Linked DNA regions of Homo sapiens: region 2 is linked to region 1. Evidence: read pairs that join two places in POLR2A ChIA-PET (ENCODE). Cell type or tissue: PC-9. All regions are shown on one strand. Links, peaks and the distances in the headings refer to the core of each region. The heading gives the core; the rest is flanking DNA. Region 1 has its middle 23 kb from the start of LINC02104. Region 2 overlaps DAB2 (DAB adaptor protein 2).

What was found. ChIA-PET counts read pairs that join two places held together with the same protein. Peaks named below come from ENCODE experiments on the same cell type or tissue, not always from the same donor. Only the 100,000 strongest peaks of a DNase experiment are listed, where the experiment ranks them.
Region 2: POLR2A ChIA-PET joins it to region 1 with 8 read pairs; 11 of 35 experiments call an interaction of 5 or more read pairs at or near these places.

What each region holds. Positions count from the first base shown.
Region 1 is chr5:39,541,155-39,545,549 of GRCh38, forward strand. No RefSeq gene overlaps it. Among named protein-coding and RNA genes, the nearest start is that of LINC02104, 23 kb to the left of the region's middle. In PC-9, for the core only: no CTCF peak of the experiment used is centred there; a DNase peak (open chromatin) is centred at 2,437; H3K27ac peaks cover 889 bases.
Region 2 is chr5:39,376,525-39,380,919 of GRCh38, forward strand. DAB2 (DAB adaptor protein 2) reads right to left here. Exons shown (of 15, transcript NM_001343.4): 12 at 126-758. Among named protein-coding and RNA genes, the nearest start is that of C9, 14 kb to the left of the region's middle. RefSeq lists an enhancer at 4,211-4,395. In PC-9, for the core only: no CTCF peak of the experiment used is centred there; no DNase peak of the experiment used is centred there.

The DNA.
Region 1 (4,395 bases), core at 138-4,137:
ATAATTGAATATACAACTTAAACCTTTGCACCCTTAAACACTAAATATATGTCATGTGCAAATACATATGTGTATACATATGTTTTCTCTTCTATCGTCTAAGGTTATTTCAGAATGAAACTATGTCGTGTTCATTTTTGTTTTCCAAGAGCGGATAGTTCAGACTAAATGGAACAGAAAAATGTGAGAGATTGGATTTATTTTGTGGTGTTCCAGAGGACAGAATTTAGATTAGTGGGCAAAGTGGAGAACAAGATAGACTTGGCTTAATAAAAGGAAAGACTGAATGACGTTTTGAAATTTTAAAAATGGGATAGACTGTTATTGAAGACAATGAGTAACTGAAACTAGCCAAGTAATTTTTCTCCCTACGACTATTTAAGTTCCTAGCACTATACCAAGTATATAACATATAGTATCACATTTAGTCTTTATAATGTTCTAACAAATAGAGGCATTTTAGTCATCCCGGTTTTACTTGAAATGGTCAAGCAACTTGGCTCAGTATGCAGCTTGTAAATGACAGTGCAGGAATTAGAACTTGAGTCTGGGTAATGTTCGGCTCTAGATATTTAACCTGAATGCCTTACTGTGTAGGAGGGATTCTCACGTTGGGTAGAAAGTAAAAGTTACAAAGGTTGCAAAGGAATATAAAATACTAAAAATATGCAAATGACCTAAGTAGCTTCCTATGCTTTGAGTATAGTTGAGCAGGCCTGCTTTCAACAAAAGAGGGGAGAGATAGGCCCTTGAAAGAGAGAGAAACCAGTCTATAGTGAGGGGCTCAAGATAAAAGTCTTTTACTTCTTTTTACCTCCATTTATTCTAAGATCGAAATTATCCTTGATTCAGGATGACAACGGGTCAAAGATCATTGATAACCATATTCTGATGAGATCAACATCCAGTGGGGCTTTGGGTAGCTTCGAAGACTGCTTCAAATGTTGAGAGGACACATGAGCCCTTGGTCACTGGGCATGACTCATAGACTATGTCATTAATATCACCACGATTCTCAGCATATGCCTGAAGTACAGCAAGCACTTTATTAATCTTATCTCCTTTCTCCTGAGTTATCTTTGAGTCCATACATATTCTGAAGTAGTTTTTTATTAGAATTAACATATAAAAGAATCGTTTTTTATTTGATAATGTATTTTCTATGAATATAAGAACTAATACTGTACATTTATATGGTGAGCCACTGATCTAGTTCTTCACAAAAGGAGAATGACATATTTTTGAAAATCTTTTATTCTTGATGTATTTATTCAAGAAAATATACAATTAAGTAGCTATATGGGACTAAGATGTTGAGCAAAAAAAAAAATCCTATATGAACTTTCTCATCATATTTCAAGATGCTTGCTCTTTCAGCAAATAATCTGACTTGACATTGAAAAGCTCGGAGGACTGAGGGAGGTATTACCATCTCATTCTATTGTTTCTGTTAGTTATTTTGATAATCCACTCAGCATAAGTGAAGAAAGCTTTATTCAAGTGAACATCAACTTCACTTTCCATTGAACTGTGACCTTAAAAAACCAATCTCTTAACTTCCTTTGGGGAGACATATGACTGACTGCCTTGTCAGCAAGCTCCTTTTCCTGAATCTAAGTTATTTCCTTTCCTACAGAGAAAAATTGCTGTTATCACTTCCAACTGTTTTAGTAATGGCCCTTTTCATGTACAGTAAATGCTTTTTTTTAAGTGCATGTCTCTTCCTTTTTGCTTATTAGCTCAAAATTTGTTTATCCTAAAGAAAAATGTAAGGATATAAGCACATTTCATGTTCTTTGGAAAAATCAGCATTTACACAGATTTCCGACACAAAAGACAGCTAAGAGTTCTCCAAAAAGTCTATTTTAAAACATACATTTCAAATATCTAAACACAAGAGAAGCATGGTCTAGTTAAATCCAGCATCACCCAAATACTTCCCAATTTCTTTATCTTATGAGTTTTTTTTTTTTCAGTTTTTATTCTATGTGGCTTTTCTCTAACACTTCACACTGGAACTGCTTCAGTCGGGCTGGACATTTCCTCTTTCCTTGGCTTTTGAGACACTGGTCCATCCTGATTTTTTTCTCTTGATATCTTTATCTCCAGCTTCTTCACTACCTCCTCTCCATCCTTTTTCAGTTCTTTAAGTGCTCTGTCCCAAGCTCCCTGCTCCCTTTACATACTCTAACTGGACATTCTCTCGTGCACTCACCTAGCTTCAAGCCTCCTCTATTCACTGATTGTTCCCTCATTTAGCCAGTCTGCTTTGAACTCCAGGCCCAAATGACTCCTGGGAAGCTCCTCCTAGATGTTCTTCATCACCTTAAAGTATTGCATCTCCAAATGAACTCATTCTCTTCTTCTCAGCCAGTTCTTCCTGTGTTTCCTATCTCAGCAAGAATATCTGCATATCTTACACGTCCAGACACCAAAGCTTAAAATCCCTTAGTCATTCTCAATTTAATTCTACTATTAAAGATTTCTCATCTCTGTTCCTTCTCTTCCTTCCTCATTGTTATATACTGAGTTCATGCACTCACCAGCTCTCCAGATCATGTCGTCTCCCAACTCCCTAGTTGCTCATCTATTTCATATTGATATTGAGACTTACTGTTAAAATGGTATTCCATGCATCATTATTTCACTTTAAAACCTTTAACAATTCTCCATTTTATATACAGAAAAATTCCAAACTCCTTAACCGGTTTGGAATTTCCCATTTTCAATTGGAATTTTCACTCCTTACCAGTTAAGGAGCTTGGAATTTGAATCAATTGATTTGGTGAGGCCCAGCCCTCACTATATTCTCACCACCCCGCTGACAGAGGCATAGGCATTAACTGCCTCACAATCTTTGTATCTTTTTGTCTTTGCTCATGCCATTATTATCTCTACTTGATATTATTTCCTCTATTTTTTTTTCCTGCCCGATGATCGATGCCATTCATTTTTTAAGAGCCCTTTCAAATGCCATCTCTTCTTTAAGTCTACCTTGCCTTCTCCAGCTTTGTATGTTCTCCCTCTGCCCTGACTGCCCTCAGCCCCTACCTTCACACTGGCATCCACAGTCCTGGATTTTAAATACTATACAGTAGGAAATGGCATTTAGAGAGCAGGGAATACATTTTCTTCTTCTCTGAATTATAAGAGTCTATCATTTTGTTCAACTTGTGGTAGGCATTTAGTTCTTATTTGCTAAATATGTTGAATTAATGGATGATGATGAAAAAATCTTAACAGCGGCCCAACTGAGGCCAAATACCTATTCTAAATATCCGTATGTTATCTGTATTTTTTTTTTTTTCTTCCAAGGAACTTTGTTTACCTTCCACATGTAAGAAGCTCTTAGTGGGACTTCTGAGGTTGGTAATTAGGACCAAGGCTGAGGACAGGAAAGTATTTAATATCTGAACTGACAGTCACCAGAGTCAGAGCCAAAGCTTCTTAAGAGGTGATGGATGCAGCAAACTGCTGCCAGCCTCCGTCTTCTATATAATAAGACTGGGAACAAGACAGAGAGGAGCAGATCCAAGGGTCATTAGAATGCGGTGCGTTTGAGATAAGAGGAAATTCCCTGCCTTCCCCAAGGGAGGGAAGGGAAATTAGAGTACCTGGTCTTTCTTCCTAAAACCTCCTGAGAGGCTCTAAGAGACTCATTTACAAAGGCTGTCATATAATTTAGTTACCTAATTGGACATCTGCTGAGGAAAAGGACTTGTGGATTTACCTCTTCATCATAGGAGCAGGGGAGAACAGTCTTGGAGAGAGAAGAGATGTAGGGGTAGTGTGGATTCACCCAGTTTCAGAGCCAAGACAGGTGATGCCTGAGGTTCAAGTGGATGCTACTTTGAATGTAGCTGGGCTTGTTCAACCTCCTTTCCAAGACAGATTCCCGGCAACACGAGGCCATGCACTATATGGCCAGCAGTGAGAGCTCAGGGGCTTGAAAAAGTTGGCTTAAAATCACTGAAGCTCCAAAAACTCATACCTTTATTCCCCAGAGCTAGAATTTGAAGGCCTGCCTTGCAGATGATATCAACAGCTAGGCTGTGCTGGCCAGAAAAACAGCAGGAACCAAGAGGGAAAGGTTATGATAGCAGCCTGCTAGCATTACACTCTTTCCTTTCCCTGTTCTACCTCTCAGCTCGATACCATGAAGAGGAATACAACAAGGGGAATGCAAGGTGATGGTGTACCTGAGGCAGACTCCTAATTAGAGAGGGTGCCCGTTCCTACTTGCACTGGGTAAAGTGGAAGAGGAAAGAAGGGGAGAATAAACTAATGTTTGATGTTTTAAATTGGACTAAGCCTTAATATCAGAAAGCAACTGGAAACTATGGAGCTACCTTAGATGCCAGAGGAGAATGAAGTGTTGGTATAAAATAATTGGAA
Region 2 (4,395 bases), core at 298-4,297, 160 kb before region 1:
TTACCAACAGAAGCAAGAGCAAAGCTGTTGGCGGGTGGGAGAGGGTTCATTTGGGGAACTCATTTAGGTCCATGTGGCAGTGGAGATAGTTGTTGGAACAGTAGGCAGAGTGGTGAGTGGCTTACCATTGATCTTGTTCAATAGTTGATTAGCATCAAAGTCATCATGGTCTGCATTCTCCTGAGGAATGCCAACCTTGCTGTTGAAATAACTGGCAAAGGCACTCAAAGTCCCAGAAGAAGTCTGCTCTCCCTTCCGCGCGGGCACAGCAGGTGGCTGCCGCAGTTGGAAATCCTTAAACATTTCTTTCACATCCTTGATCTCTTTATCCCCAAGTGGGTCTAAGGCAGTGAAGGCATCACTGGAGATGTCCTTGGGAGGGCCAGCTCTGGGAGGTGGCTGAGGAGGAGTGACCAGGAGAGAGGAGTGCATGGATGGGGGCTGAGTGGACACAGCAGGAGCTGGAAAAATATTGCTCTGAAAAGGATTCCCCAAAGGGCTTGTTGTTGACCAAGCATTGGGTGCCACAGATGCAGAAGGGCCCCAGACAACAGGCACTGGAGGGGGAGTTGAGGCTGCAAAGGGTGAAGGCTGGTTCCAACCTGAAACAGCTGGACTTGTACCAAAAATGACGGGCTGACTAAAACCTGAAGGTTGACCACCCATCATGGCTCCCGGAGCCATTGAAGGGGACTGATTGAAGACCAAAGATGCTGTGTTCCATGGTCCTGCCTGAGGGAGTGTGACAGTTACACCACCTGAAGTAAGAGGAAGAAAAATACTTATCAGGAGTCAAGCTTGAAGAAGATTCTTGAATTTCAGAGAGCACAACTCTCTGGAAAGCCTCTCCACAGCTAACACCTCCATTGAGCCCTGAGGCTGATATGGGAAGAATATGACAGATTAATCACTGTAAAAGTTAGCCAGCTAACACTGTATAGTGAGCATTCAAATGCTGGTTGCATTTTGAGGCCCATGTTCTTCCTACCATGTCTTTTTAACTTTCCTGATTAGAAGGGTAGTACGGTCCATAAGTATCTACTCATCAAAAAAATAAGCCCTTATCATACAGACACTAGTTGTCTGATACATCTCAAACAACTAGAACAGAGCCTGTTAATAGCAGGAACTTATTTAAGTGAATATATTTTTATGCATGAACCATGCTGATTATGATGTAGTTAATTAAGATAATCCATTGGACTCTCTGAGTCACAGATTTGATCTTTTCATTTGGCAACTGGCTCACGTCTGGAGTCTTATGGAAACCAGCAATCACACATGTGCACAAGACCTCAACATGCTTGCATCCTGAAGAAACCATTTCAAAGTTTCTTCACTTTTTATTGCTGCCAAGACTGATACAGCTATATACATAAAGGGAAGATAAAGTTTGGCCAATGCCAAGATAGTTTTAGACGTTTATATATAAAAATGGAAGAAAGGATGTTATCCTAGGAAGACTGTTTCAAATAAAAGTGCTTCCTGCCATGTGCCATTTGCTAAACCTTGCCAGAAGTTAGAACAGAGAATTTAAAAGAGGAGAGAGGACAATGGGAAACAAAAATCTTTCAAGGTAACTAATGGCCTGTGTTGGGGCATCTGATCTTTGTGGTGAATGGCTCCATCTCCTACGACCTTGCTATGTCATCAGGAATTCGTTAAATCGCCAGAATCCAGGCCTCTCCAATGATGGCCTCTGATTCTTGAGAGGCTCGCTCCCTGCATCTTGTTCTAATATACAGGGCACTGTCTTTCCTGCCTCTTTCCAAGTGCATTAATGATTCAGTTAAACTCACCGCTAAGAAGGAAACCTAAATTCAGCCTCATATCTATTAGTGGGTGATGCTTCGCTCTTGAAATCTACTTGCTTTGAGCTTTGGTGCATGGCATTCTTTAGTTATGAAAGTTTTCTTCAGACCTGGGTTAGGGACGTTTATGTTTCCAAGAGGGAATACTTTGAAAATGGTATTTAGGAGTGATGGAGCACAAGATTATATCTTCGAGCTTCTTAGTCTGAGACATTGGTATTACCTGACTCCATTCTCATCATGCATGCTGGCCATCTGGCCATGGGCACACATGGTGTACTCACAGAGAGTGGTGGGTTTCAGAACAGGCCATTTCACTTAATCAGCATGCTTTTTGGAGGTGAGGAAACTGGGTGCAAGAATATTCATTAAAATTGGGAAGGTCATAGTCTGGGATGGTAGAAACTGAAAATCAGGCACACTGGCTCTAAATCCGGCACCCCATTCTCCTGTTCTGCTTCCTTGGCAGCAAGGCATGGGGCAATTTTAATTTTCAAATGCTATGTTAATTCAAATACTTATTTCACGGATACAGAAATTAGACTTCATTTTCACTGAAGAATATACTCCTTTCATAACAAATCAAGAGAAAAGTTATATTCTACAATACAGGCTCTAAAAATGGGTTTAGTTTGAACAAAGTTGTTGCTTGTATTTTAAAACACATTCAATTAAATTGTATTAACAGAAGCCAGATCACTTGCTAATAATTTCCACCAGTTAGCTGTGCAAAAAGGAGGGTAGAATTTTATCATCTTTCATGTTGGACAACTTGTCTTCATTTAGGAAAATATCATATTAGTGAGAATGGTATTTGTAAAAGAGAAAAATATTAGGGCTGGGCGCAGTGGCTTACACCTGTAATCCCAGCACTTTGGGAAGCCAAAGTGGGAGGACCACTTGAGGCCAGGAGTTCAGAACCAACCTGGCCAACGTGGCGAAACCCTGTCTCTACTAACATACAAAAATTAGCTGGGTGTGGTGGCGCATGCCTGTAATCCCAGCTACTAGAGAGGCTGAGGCACTTAAACTTGGGAGGCAGAGGTTGCAGTGAGCTGAGACAGCACCACTGCACTCCAGCCTGGGTGACAGAGTGAGACTCTGTCTCAAAAAAAAAAAAAAAAAAAAAGGAGAGAAAAATATTACATTTGCCAGGAATTCAAGGCTTTCCCAGTATATACTTATACCAGTCTTCATTCCTACCCACCAAATCCCCACATTGTGTTTTAACACATTGAACACATTGAACACATTGACAAAGTAGGGGCAAGGAATAAGGAAAAAGGGGACATGGGTATAGAACATTAATTTTATTACCTTCTGAGGCTAGATTAAAATACAAGCAAGTTGAATCTGAGGGCTCAGCTTTCTACAATACCCTCTCCCCACCCCCCCAGTTCTCCAGGGGAGACAGTCCCCCAGCTGGGTCTAGCGGAAGCCAGACCTACAACCTTCCATGGTTTGGCTGAGGATCCCTGCTAGTGGACAGGGACTATACTGTAGAGCTCAGTTTGAGTCCCATGTCCAAACTTGGAACAATCATCAGTATTCTGCAGTTGTATACCCCAAGCCCTCAACAGGGGCACCTAGCCAAAAAGCTTCACTTCGTCTGAATAAATAAACAGTTATAGGGTCCAGCTGTATTTTCAGGCTGACTTGTTAAATATTGGCTGCAAAAATTCTTAAGGGCATTGATATCAGATAAAAAGCTCTGTGATGTGATCTCGCTGCAGACATTGCATTGCAAGCACTCTGGTCTTCTGTGAGGGAAGGGTACCAACCAGCTCCACTTGGGGGTGCAAGGAAAAGAGCAACGCAGAAAGGGGGAAGCCCCCAAGAGACATGAAGTCTTTAGAGAGAGCCTCTTGATGGGGTAAATGCGAGCAGAGACCTGGGACAAGCTGGCTTTTCATACCCTCACGGATTTCTGCCACTCAGCAGTTGAGTAACAGTCCTCCTCTGGCCACCCTATTCTAGATATGATTAAACAGATTTCTTGTAAAAGAACCAAACTATTTTCCTTTGTAGGAAAACAACAGAGACAGAGAGGAAAACAAAACAAGGATCCTGATGACTGACTGCAGGAGGCAGAGAAAGCCAGGATCCCTGGTCAGATTTTACCGAAGGAGAGGAGAGTCCTTCCTCGTCTACAGTCCTCCACCTCCCAAGCCAGAGTCCATTTGGAGTTTGTAGAGGTGCCAAGAGAAGAAAAATAGAGTCCATAGCAGGACAGCAAAAACTATTGTCAGGGTTTCTGAAAACTGTACCATGGAGTCTGAAAAGAACTATAGGCTATGGACTAAGAATAGCAAGGCCAGCCCTCAGTCAAGTGGACTTTCCCACTGTCCTACCACAGAGTGATCAGCGGCTCACACAAGCTAATGACACATTTAGGAATTAAGAGCGTCAATGCATACTAGCTGTCTGATAAAATTCCATCTCTTCCCTTATTTCTCTCTTTTTTCAACTTTGGCTTTCTAGGACTTATGTTCTAGCTTCAGTAAAACACTCAAGCTAGCCAAAATATTGGCAAGGAGCTCCTATGGCAGAAGTGCTCAGAGACTGATCAGGATGTGTGCCTGAT